Regions from separate parts of the Homo sapiens genome. Here region 2 is linked to region 1. A link is an interaction called in ENCODE POLR2A ChIA-PET data of the cell type or tissue named here. Cell type or tissue: A673. All regions are shown on one strand. Links, peaks and the distances in the headings refer to the core of each region. The heading gives the core; the rest is flanking DNA.

What was found. Peaks named below come from ENCODE experiments on the same cell type or tissue, not always from the same donor. Only the 100,000 strongest peaks of a DNase experiment are listed, where the experiment ranks them.
Region 2: POLR2A ChIA-PET joins it to region 1 with 11 read pairs; 19 of 35 experiments call an interaction of 5 or more read pairs at or near these places.

What each region holds. Positions count from the first base shown.
Region 1 is chr19:13,210,152-13,214,395 of GRCh38, forward strand. It overlaps CACNA1A (calcium voltage-gated channel subunit alpha1 A), which reads right to left. Exons shown (of 47, transcript NM_001127222.2): 40 at 4,082-4,182; 41 at 2,480-2,589; 42 at 2,233-2,371; 43 at 1,952-2,065; 44 at 466-501. Among named protein-coding and RNA genes, the nearest start is that of IER2, 62 kb to the left of the region's middle. In A673, for the core only: a CTCF peak has its summit at 2,873 (motif pointing right); a DNase peak (open chromatin) is centred at 2,880.
Region 2 is chr19:13,152,704-13,160,215 of GRCh38, forward strand. It overlaps IER2 (immediate early response 2), which reads left to right. Exons shown (of 2, transcript NM_004907.3): 2 at 241-2,208. The coding sequence starts at 484. The coding sequence ends at 1,155. It also overlaps the pseudogene RPL12P42. Among named protein-coding and RNA genes, the nearest start is that of IER2, 6.0 kb to the left of the region's middle. RefSeq lists enhancers at 123-452, 439-1,322, 1,383-1,472, 3,983-4,132, 4,433-4,522 and 3 more and silencers at 1,103-1,212, 2,823-3,142, 3,353-3,622. In A673, for the core only: a CTCF peak has its summit at 2,508; DNase peaks (open chromatin) are centred at 2,348, 2,858, 3,278 and 3,838; H3K4me3 peaks cover 1,834 bases; H3K27ac peaks cover 2,500 bases.

The DNA of each region.
Region 1 (4,244 bases), core at 1,745-4,244:
AGCCCTGACACACAGGTTTCTCTGCAGCAGGCAGAGGAGGGAAGGAGGGAGATGGGGCAGACGCCCGCCTCCCAGGGTCCAGCCCAGCTGAGCGCTGGTGGCCCTGCTCCAGGTAGGAGCTGCAGGACCAGGGGTTGGTGGTGGTGTCAGGAGAAGAAGCCCCCCAGAAAGAGGTGCAGAGTGGGCCAGGCTCTTGGAGAGCCAGTGTCCTCCGGCGTGGGGGGCCCTGAAGAAAAGGGGGTAGGGGTGAGGATGGGGATGGCCCCGCCCACCAGGGCTTATGGGTGAGGGGCACACACAGGACACCACACACAAGGATTGGGCTCCATGGAGGGGAGAGGGTGCGATTGCCAAAGAAAGGGTGGGGTCCGGGGACGGTGAGAGATGACGGGACTCCCTGGAGGGGGGGTGGGGAGGAAGAGGGGGCCGGAGCCCTGCTGGGCGCTGGGCAGGCGCGGTACATACACTGAGGTTATTCCCACGTGGCCGGCCCCTTCTCCTCTGTCACAGCCCCATGGGATGGTGCACACAGAAAAAACAGAAAGAAGAAAATAAATATAAAAGGCAAGAGGGAGAGTGAGGAGGTGGTGCATGGAGAAGAAGCCAAGGAGGGGAGTGGCACTGGCATCAAGAGAAATCGGAGGGAGAAGGCAGGGAGGAAAAGAAAAGTTAAAGTCCTGGCGGGTGGGTGTCCCAGGCCCCCGGGGCTGGGCGTCCTCTATTCCCATGGGTACAGAGGAGACAGACAGGAGATGCAGACAGACAAATGGCAGAGGCATGGGACCGAAAGACAGGACGGCGCAGCCTCGAGCCCCTGGCCCTGGGCTCTGCCTCATGCGATGCACACCCCAACCCCTGGCTCCGGCCGATGCTCAAAGCTTCCATGTGGTGGCCGTCAGCTGGGCTTGTCCCAACCCTCTCCTGGGGCCCAGCAGCTCGGTCCTGAGGGAGCAGCAGCATGCACGCTGGGTGCTCCCCAACCCACGTTCCCAGCAGCCAGAGGCCAGGCCCTCAGGTGACCCTGGTCCAGCCAGGCACAGCACAGCCTCCTGCCCCGTGCAGACGCCACACACGGCACACGGAAAGCTCGCCACAGCCACACATGCCACGCACCCGGGCCAGGCTCTCACAGCCATGCCCTGTTCTCCTCCAGAGGCGGGCTGCGTGCATGGGCCCCCGCTGTTCAGGCCGGGTGGGCAGCCAGCTATGCCTCTGGGCCCTCTGTCCCATGAGTCCAAGGCAACGGGATCACCTGCAGGTGGGCCTGGCAGCTGGGTGAAGCGGCCACACACAGACACACATCAAGCACACACCCCTGTGCCCCCCAATGACTCCCACAGAGACCAGACAGAAAATACGAGCCCAGCTGCCCCCAGACCCACCCCAGACTCTGCTACTGTATCCTAGGACCTGCCAAGTTCCCATATGCAGACACGTGTGCACGTACATGTGTGCATGTGTGAGTACATGTGCAGTGTGTATATGCCCACGTGCACACACGTGTGTGTATGCAAGCATCTGAGTAGGCGCACAGCTGCACATGTGTGTGCATGTATGTTGAGCATGTGTGTGTGTGTTTGTGTAGGGGTGATCTTCGTGGCAGGTCTCAGCTGGCCCTGTTGAACCCTGCTGCACCCACAAATCTTCCACAACCTCCCCTGTCTGCAGCCTCCAACCAGGGCAGCCAGAGACCATTTTGCAGTGGCCACTGCCCTCTGCCCCAGGGGGAGCACTTTCCTCTCTGTCCTCTGTGAGGGAGGAGGGTCTGCAGGTGCTCCAGGTGTGACCAGGTGGTGGGTGGGGCCTGCAGACTGCTTCAGAGACTGAAGGAGTCCCTACCCAGGCCTGAGTCCGGCAGGGAGGGGATGCACTGGGCTGCTTGTGGGGGGGCCTGGCCCTACCCAGTGCAGAGTGAGGGGTCCAGCCCCAGGGCAGTGGTGAAAGCCCTCACCTGGTTCTCTGCAGGGAGGCGGGGCATGGAGGCAGCCCGGCCCTGGCCTTCCATGGGGAGGTAGTGCTCGCTGTCGGAGTAGCCATCTCTGCCCATCTCTCGCATCTCCACGGACTGCGGAGCAGATGGCAAAGCCAGATGAGCTCTGGGGCCTGACCTCCAGATCCCTGGTGTCTGCAGAGGGAGGGAGCTGCAGGTGTGTGTGTGTGGGGGGCCCAGATCCCTTCCACCTGAACCACCCGGGCCCTGGGAGCCATTGGGGAGTTGGGGGACAGAGGCACCTGAGAGTTAGGCTGGCTGTTGGGCATGTCGGTAGGGGGGCCTTGTTCCGGACTCCATGTGCCCGTCTTCTGGAACATCTCCTGGGCACGCTGGGTCACCCAGGACGGGCTCTCCTTGAGGCCGCTTTCGTGAGCCATCCTGCATGGGGGACAGAGGCCGGGGTAGCAGTGGGCGCTTGGGCAGCTTCCAGAACGTGGGGACCACGGCACCCCCACACTCCACCTCCCTGGCAGGGGTGACACTCACAGGGCTCCTCCTGGGTCCAGCTGGGTGGAGGGGAGGGCGTTCTGGCCAGGTCCCCCTTCCTGCGTTGGGGACGGGGGCTCCATGCGCTGGAACATGAGGGGTGTCCGGTCCTGGGGAATGGGGCAGAGAGCAGTGTGTGGACAAGGGTGGGGTGGTGGGACGGTGGTACCCAGAAGGCATTGCGACATCCCCAGTATACACACACACACACACACACACTCTCTCAGGTCTCATCCATCTAGACCCTTCCAATTCCACGCAGAACTGGACCACTTCTCACTCCTCCACCCAAGTCATAGCCCCAGCCTGGTCCCACGTCCTCATCTCTCACTGCAGGCACCTTCTCCCAGGTCTCCCGCTCCTACCTTCAACCCCACTGTTCCACAAGAGCCACCAGAGGGCGCCCATGAGCACTTGAGTCAGGTCCTATCCCTCCTTTGCTTAGAACCCTCCATGGCTCCCACTTGCTTGGGGAAAAAGCCAGAGTCCTTCCTGCAGCTCCCATGGCCCTGAAGGATCTGCCCTGTCACCTCCTTGCCCTTGTCTCCTCCCTGCTCTTTTCCACCACACTGGCCTCTTTGCTGTTACCCAAACAACCCAGGCACGGTCCAGCCTCAGAGCCTTTGCACTGGCTGTTTCCTCTGCCTGGAACACCCTTCCAGGTATTGCTTAGCTCACTCCCTCTCCCCTTTTCCTTCAAGCCTTTGCTCACATGTCACTTTCTCAGGGAGGCTCCCCAACTACCCATTTCCCACCGCATCCCCTCCTCCCCTGGATACTCCTATCTTCTGGATTCTTCTCCACTTTCCCCCACGACACTTTCTTTCTCTTTGCTGGATGTTGCACGATTCAGTCATTTGCTACCATTGGCATTTCCCCACTTGGAATGTCTGCTCCCTGAGGGCAGGGATTCTGGCCTATTTTCCCCATGGGTGCATCCCCGAGGACTGAGAACAGCGCCCTGCACACAGTAATACTCAATAAGTGTTGGTGGAGCAGCTGAATGAAGAATGAATCCACATGATGTGTCCTTGGCAAGAACTTTTTTTTTTTTTTTTTTTTTTTTTTTTGAGATAGAGTCCTGCTCTTATCACCCGGGCTGGAGTGCAGTGGCTTGATCTTGGCTTGCTGCAACCTCCACCTCCCAGGTTCAAGTGATTCTCCTGCCTCAGCCTCCCAAGTAGCTGGGACCACAGGTGCATGGCGCCACATGCAGCTAATTTTATTTTTTTTTTGTAGAGATATGGGTCTTTCTATGTTGCCCAGACTGGTCTCCCACTCCTGGCCTCAAGTGATCCTCCCATCTTGGCCTCCTAAATAGCTGGGACTACAGGTGTGCACCACCATGCCTGGCTAATGTTTTATTTTGTAGAGATGGAGTCTCACTGTGTTGCCCAGGGTGGTCTCATCCTGGTCTCAAACGATCCCTCTGCCCTGGCCTCTCAAAGCACTGAGATTGCAGGTGTGAGCTGCTGTGCACAGCCCCTACTTTTCAGGGACCTGCCCTGGGGCTCAGCCACCCTCATATTCCAGTTGGTTCCCGTGGTGACATGCAAGCCACTGTCCCCAGCCCAGATGTCCCCAGAGCGGCGAACAGCGCACCTGCTCCTCGCGCATGGCCTGCAGCTTCTTGGCCTTGCTCTGCCGGTAGTACTCCATGATCATCATGGCTGCGTAGATCTTCCCCACGGTGAGGTCCGTGGCTGGGGGCACACACACGGTGAGCTCACCAAGGGCAGGCCTCTTTGGGGCCCTTGTCCTGGGT
Region 2 (7,512 bases), core at 1,949-4,448, 57 kb before region 1:
CCCCTGTGTGAAGGGAAACTTGCTGCCCACGACCCACTGGGGCCTCCAGACGGGAGCATGTGGGTAGGCCGTGAGCTCCACCCCCGGCCCCCCTCCCTTGGGCCAAGGCGCTGATGCATCGGCGGGGCTCAGAGAAAGGAGCCCACCCAGAAAGCTCAGCGTGGAGTCGGGGGACGCTCCTCCTCGCCAGGGTTCCCGTCCCCTTTCCCTGCTGGGTAAATCGCATTCTGTCTCTTTAAGGAGTGTTTGGCCGCGACGAGTTGGAAAGCCCGGATGCGTCCTTCGGTTGGGCGGGGTGTCTCAGTGACGTCACTGGGGGTATAAAAGGGCCTGGGTGGCGGGCGCCTGGGCAGAGCGTCCTAGCAGTGTCACTGCGTGGGTTGGTTTGTGTAGAGAGGCGTGAGCGAGCCCGTTGTCCGGAGTGCACCTGCTGCCTGTTCTGTCCCTCCCGGGAGCCCCCGCCGCTGTCGCCGTCGAGTCGCCATGGAAGTGCAGAAAGAGGCACAGCGCATCATGACCCTGTCGGTGTGGAAGATGTATCACTCCCGCATGCAGCGCGGTGGCCTGCGGCTGCACCGGAGTCTGCAGCTGTCGCTGGTCATGCGCAGCGCCCGGGAGCTCTACCTCTCGGCCAAGGTGGAGGCCCTCGAGCCCGAGGTGTCGTTGCCGGCCGCCCTCCCCTCTGACCCTCGCCTGCACCCGCCCCGAGAAGCCGAGTCCACGGCCGAGACAGCGACCCCCGACGGTGAGCACCCGTTTCCGGAGCCAATGGACACGCAGGAGGCGCCGACAGCCGAGGAGACCTCCGCCTGCTGTGCCCCGCGCCCCGCCAAAGTCAGCCGCAAACGACGCAGCAGCAGCCTGAGCGACGGCGGGGACGCTGGACTGGTCCCGAGCAAGAAAGCCCGTCTGGAAGAAAAGGAAGAAGAGGAGGGAGCGTCATCCGAAGTCGCCGATCGCCTGCAGCCCCCTCCGGCGCAAGCGGAGGGCGCCTTTCCCAACCTGGCCCGCGTCCTGCAGAGGCGCTTCTCCGGCCTCCTGAACTGCAGCCCCGCGGCCCCTCCGACGGCGCCGCCCGCGTGCGAGGCAAAGCCCGCTTGCCGCCCGGCGGACAGCATGCTCAACGTGCTCGTGCGGGCCGTGGTGGCCTTCTGAGGACCCCGAGCGGCGCTGCCGGAGCCCAGAGCGCGCGTCGAACCGTCGGCCCGAGGGCGCAGACCTGAGGCGAGGCCACCCCCCTCCATCCTGGGGGAAGCGCCCGCGAAAACCGTGGAGAGAAGCCGCCGCCCGGGCTGCTGAGAGGCCCGGAGAGGGACTCTGTCCCCGGGGAGCCATCGCCTTCAGTGTGCAGGGACGGCACCGAGGAGTCTGAGCCGGGGGCGCGGGCGCCTTCCGCAGAGACCTGCGCCCACAGGTGCTGTCTTAGTGGACTGGGACGTGAACCTTTCGCTCTCCTTCTGGACTGGGAGAAGGGAGGCTTGGGTGTTGTGTTTTTTGTTTTGTTTGTTTGTTTGTTTTTAAAGATCTCCTCAGGGTCGGACTTCATTTTGTACTGTGGGCTGTGCTGGCCCTTTCAAGGTTTTTCAAGAGTTGGTTTTGCGTTTCCAACCTCGGAGAATTCCAGGCACTCCCCTTCCCCCTCCGCTGACATACTTGTATAAGCGGTCATCGTTGCGTCATGGGGCAGGCGTGGGGAGCTTCCTGTCGCCTTGCGTGGGTGTGGGGCCTGGGAGGAGGTCCTGGGGCGTGCACCCGCCCTGGGCAGTGGGGAGGAGAGTGGCCTGAGTTACTTCACCCCCGCGTGCTGCTGGTTAATGTCCCGCGTCTCTGCACCTTCGGGTGGGAGCGGGGACTGATCTACTTTCACATTCTCAAGTTTTTCTCATCTGCATTAGAGGTGCCCAGTAGGTTCCCAGGTTCCAGCGTGCCCCTCCCTCAGACACACGGACACAATCAGCCGAGAAGTTCCTGGTCTGAATCACGAGAATGTGGAGGGGTGGGGGGTGTCAGTGGAAAGGCATAAGGCTGAGCTGAGACCAGTTGCTGGTGAAACTGGGCCAATCTGGGGAGGGGAACATCCTTGCCAGGGAGTTTCTGAGGGTCTGCTTTGTTTACCTTTCGTGCGGTGGATTCTTTTTAACTCCGTCTACCTGGCGTTTTGTTAGAAATGTCAGATAGGAAAATAAAAACCATTTGAGTAAAAAAGCCGGTGCTGTCTGGTTTTCTGCTGTGGTGGGGGAGGGGCGGGGTTAAAGCGTCAGGGGCTGGCAGCCGCTCGCTGGGGCCCCAAGAACCGGTCTGACCGGTTACCACGTGGGCGAGAGAGGGTTGGGCCCCCTTTTCCTTGCCCGGGCATTCCCTAACTGGTGGAGCCCCGCCTCCCCCAGATTTGGGGGTTCCCTTGAAATTGTCCTACAACTCCGGGACAGGGAGATCGGGGCTTTCTGAGTTGAGACAATAGTGCTAAACACACTGCCCCAAGCGGAGCTGGGGATCGATTGCACGCACTTTGAAGCCTTGAAAGGTGGTAGATCTCGCCCCCACCCCCTAGACCAAACTGAATCAGCTGTGGCCGGGGCCCTACAGTATCAGGTGGAGCTGAGCGGGTGAGCTTTGAAGGGCTCTTTAGTCCCCAGTTCCCGTATCTTCCTCGAGGAATCGTTGTGTGTCTCAGGCAGGGACGTGCAGCCTCAGTTTCCTCATCTGTGAAATGGGCCTCTAAGCAGCTTCTCCACCCGGCATTAGGTTTTTAAAAATGCCCATTAGAGCCCTAGTTATTTTCTTGGGTCACTCCCCAGCTCTAGAATAACCACCCCGAAACGAGAAAGCCCTTTCAATATACCCCACGTAGGTTTAAGAGTGGGGTTGTGGGCGTTGCCCCAGGGCGAAGGGAGGGGGCCTGTCGGGAAGACAAAGGAGTCGCAGGTGCGGGGAGTGGTGGCGGCGGCAGGCGCCGGGAAAGCGCTCGCCCCGCCCCGCCGACGGCTGGCTCTGCCGCCGCAGGCTTCCCATGACCCCAGGGGAACTGACCCCGTGGCCACAGGGTAGAAGGAGGGGCAAGCCGGCCTCAGAACGTCTGCTGGTGGAATCTGGGAGCTTTGGCTCCCCTCCCGCCCAACCCACACCCCCTTTCCTCTCCTGTGTGGATTGTGAAGGAGAGCTTCTCACCGTTCTCCAGCCAAGCTCGCCCCCACGGCTGCCTGATTCCTTCCTGGGAACACGTGGGGGGACTTTTAAAAGGCGCCACCTACTCCGAGTCCTGACCCACCCAACTCTCCCAGGGGACGTGGGGGCACTGGAGCCCCACACCGCAGGCGGTAGCTCAATGCACCCGCGTCGGAGTTCCTCCCCCGCGAGCGTGGCAAGGCTCAGGGAAGTCCCGGGCCCCTGGGGAGGGGGCCTTGCCGCGCATCCTGTCGCAGGAACCGCCGGGCCCTTCCTTCCGCGGGAAGCGGCTTGGCCGACCCCCGCCCCCGCCCGGGCCTCTTGGGGGTTTCCGGTGCCCGGCCACCGTGGGGCTGGGGACTGAAAGTGATGGGACTGAAGATGGGGCTGGAACAAACACACTACAGACACATCCCCTTAAGACACACCCATCCCCAAGACCCCACTGGACCCATCAGAAAAGGCAGCATTGAACCTTGTCACAGCAAATAACATTGGTGAGGCCTGGACTAATTGATTGGACAATGGCTGTGAAAACTAAAAAGGTCACCCATCCTGTGACCAGCAGGTTCCAGCAGGGAACCCCAAGCCTGCTGCAGGAGACTCCAGAAAGGTGTTTGCTGCTGGCTTGTACTAAATTGGCACAAACTGCAAACAGCACAGCCTACATGCCCATCCTCCCAGATGGGTCCTCCCCAGAGGATAAAAGGCCGGAGCCAGACAGAACTACACACACAGGCCACACAGATAATTCGGTACCAGAAACATGATGCTGAGTGACAAAGGCCAGCTGCAGAAGTCAGGTAAGAAGCACATATTCTGGGCCGGGCATGGTGGCTCATGCCTGTAATCCCAGCACTTTGGAAGGCTGAGGTGGGCAGCTCACCTGAGGTCAGGAGTTCGAGACCAGCCTGATCAACATGGTGAAACCCCATCTCTACTAAAAATACAAAAATTAGCTAGGCAAGGTGGCAGGCGCCTGTAATCCCAGCTATCCGAAGGCTGAGGCAGGAGAATCACTTGAACTCAGGAGGCAGAGGTTGCAGTGAGCCGAGATGGTGTCACTGCACTCCAGCCTGGGCTACAGAGGAAGACTCTGTCTCAAAAAAAGAAGAAGAAGAAGAAGAAGAAGAACATATTCTGGAGGGAGGGAAACAACCAGGTCTACTTTCGTTTTCTTGCTATGCATCCTTGAGTGAGTCACTTGACCTCTCTGGGCCTGTTTCCCCAACCGTATACTGGGGACAATAATAGTCCCTGCCTTTTAGGTTTGTTGTAAGGATTGAGATTACACATGTAATCCTTACAACAAACCTAGCAGAGTGCTGGCACGTAGAAAATGCTAAATGTGCTGGGTGCCATGGTTCATGCCTGTAACCCCAAAAATTTAGGAGGCTGAGGTGGGAGGATCACTTGAGGCCAAGAGTTTTCAGTGCAATCATGGCTCAGTGTAGCCATGTAGCCTCGAACTCCCAGACTCAAGCAATCCTCCTACCTCAGCCTCCCAAGCAGGTTGGACCACAGGCTCAGGCACCATGCACAGCTAATTTCTTTTTTTTTTCTTTCTTTCTCTTTTTCTTTCTTTTCTTTCTTCCTTCCTTCTTTCCTTTTTCTTTCTTTCTTTTCTTTCCCTCCCTCCTTCCCTTCCTTTCTTCCTTTCTTTCCTTTCTTTCTTTCAACTAGAGTCTCTCTATCACCCAGGCTGGAGTGCAGTGGCTTGATTACAGTTCACTGCAGCCTCGAGCTCCTGGGCTCAGGCAATCCTCCCACCTCAGCCTCTGGAGTAGCTGGGACTACGCCACCACACCCAGCTAATTTTTCTTTTTTTTCTTCTTCTCTCTCTTTTCTTCCTTGTCTCTTTCTTTTCTTTTCTTTTTTGTTTTTGACAGAGTCTCGCTCTGTTGCCAGGCTGGAATACAGTGGTGCAATCTCGGCTCACTGCAACCCTGGCCTCCCGGATTCAAGCAGTTCCCCTGCCTCAGCCTCCGAAGTAGCTGGGACTACAGGCGCACACCACGACACCTGGCTAATTTTTTTTTTCCCACCGGTTGTCAAATGACCCTTTATTGAAATATTTTTCTTTGTGCTTCTTAACTAGCTGGGCATTTCACAGCACCACTGTGGGTTTTTCTGGTTTTTTGGGGTTTTTTTTTTTGAGTCGGAGTCTTGCTCTGTCGCTCAGGCTGGAGTTCAGTGGCGCGATCTCGGCTCACTGCAAGTTCCACCTCCCAGGTTCACGCCATTCTCCTGCCTCAGCCTCCTGAGTAGCTGGGACTACAGGCGCCTGCCACCACGCCCGGCTAATTTTTTTGTATTGTATTTTTAGTAGAGACGGGGTTTCACCTTGTTAGCAAGGATGGTCTTGATCTCCTGACCTCGTGATCTGCCTGCCTCGGCCTCCCAAAGGGCTGGGATTACAGGCGTGAGCCACCGCGCCCAGCCATCACCACTGTTGATGTCATCTATGATGTCACGAGGGTGGCGGCCATCAACATTACGGCCTACAGACTGGGCAGTCCCCAGGATCTCTTTGATGGTTCCAGAGAGTTCTCTGGCTAAAGATCGGTGCCACATCTGTCGAGTAATGTTGACGATCTCATCAAAAGTGATATTCCCATTGTGTCTAATGTTTTTCTGTTTCTTTCTGTCTCTTGGTGGTTCCTTGAGGGCTTTAATGATCAGGGCAGAGGCAGAAGGCACCACCTCAATCTGGGCCTGTCTGTTCTGAATGGTCAGTTTCACTGTAATCCTCAGGCCCTTCCAGTCACCCCATTGCCTTGGCAAGGTCATTACCAAGCTTTTTTGGAGACAGACCCAGGGGGCCGATCTTGGGGGCTAGTGCAGAAGTGGCACCCCCTTCACCCCGAGTGCACCTCAGGTATACAAATTTGATCTCGTTGGGGTTGAACTTTGGCAGCATGGTGGAGGTGATTGGTTTTGGAAAAACCTGGATTCTGGACAACCGAAGAAAGCTGCACCTTGGGCTCCTCCAAGCCGAAAGCCCAGCTAATTTTTTTTTTCTTTTTGACACGAAGTCTTGCTCTGTCAACCAGGCTGCAGTGCAGTGGTGCAATCTTGGCTCACTGCAACCTCCACCTCCTGGGTTCAAGCAATTCTCCTGCCTCAGCTTCCTGAGTAGCTAGGATTACAGGCACCCGCCACCATGCCTGGCTAATTTTTGTATTTTTAGTAAAGACGAGGTTTCACCATGTTGGCCAGGCTAGTTTCAAACTCCTGACCTCAGGTGATCCACCCACCTCGGCCTCCCAAAGTGCTGGGATTACAGGAATGAGCCACCGCACCTGGCCGAAATTTTTTGTATTTTAGTAGAGACGGGGTTTTACCATGTTGGCCAAGATGGTCTCCATCTCGACCTCGTGATCCGCCCGCCTCAGCCTCCCAAAGTGTTGGGATTATAGGCATGAGCCACCGCGCCTGGCTCTTTCTTTTCTAACAGGGTCTTGCTCTATTGCCTAGGCTGGAGTGCAGTGGCACGATCTTGGCTCACTGCAATATCTTCCTAACAGGTTCACGAGATTCTCCCACCTCAGCCTCCTGAGTAGCTGGGATTGCAGGTGCACACCACTGCGCCTGGCTAATTTTTATATTTTTTGCAGACACAGGGTTTCACCATGTTGCCCAGGCTGGTCTGGAACTCCTGAGCTCAAGTGATCTGCCTGCCTCAGCCTCCCAAAGTGCTGGGATTACAGGCGTGAGCCACTGCACCTGGACGTATTTATTTTTTACTTAGGATTTGTGCCCTAACTCAGAAGTTAATTCTGTTAATTCTACCAATGTCCAGCCTGAGCCTGAATGAGTGAATGAGGTTGTTTTGGGTAAACAGGTGTTACATGCTTAATGTTTATCATCTCATTAAATCAGTGGCTTCTACATGACTCTTAGAATTTCTCAAACCTCAGATGGTTGAGGGGTCAGGATATTTGTGATATTTTCATAACTACTGTACTATTATTATTATCATTTATAGACAGGGTCTTGCTATGTTGCCCAGGCTGGAGAACAGCAGCGCCATCATAGCTCACTGCAGCCTCCACTGCCTAGGCTCAAGCAGTCCTCCCACCTCAGCCTCTGCAGGAGCTGGGACCGCAGGCCTGTGACACCATGCCCAGCTAACTGTATTCATGTAATAGTTTTCTTTGCGTTAACCCACTTATTAATCACTCTCCCTATTTAGAAAGTAACAGTTTTTTAAAAGGTTACAATGAAAATAAAACAATGTCAAAAGATCCTGCTGAAACAGTAACAGGTTTAATAGTTTCAAAGAGAGATTAGCCAGCCTTAACGACACATTGTTTCCAAGGGAAGAAAACTATGCTTGGGCTGAGA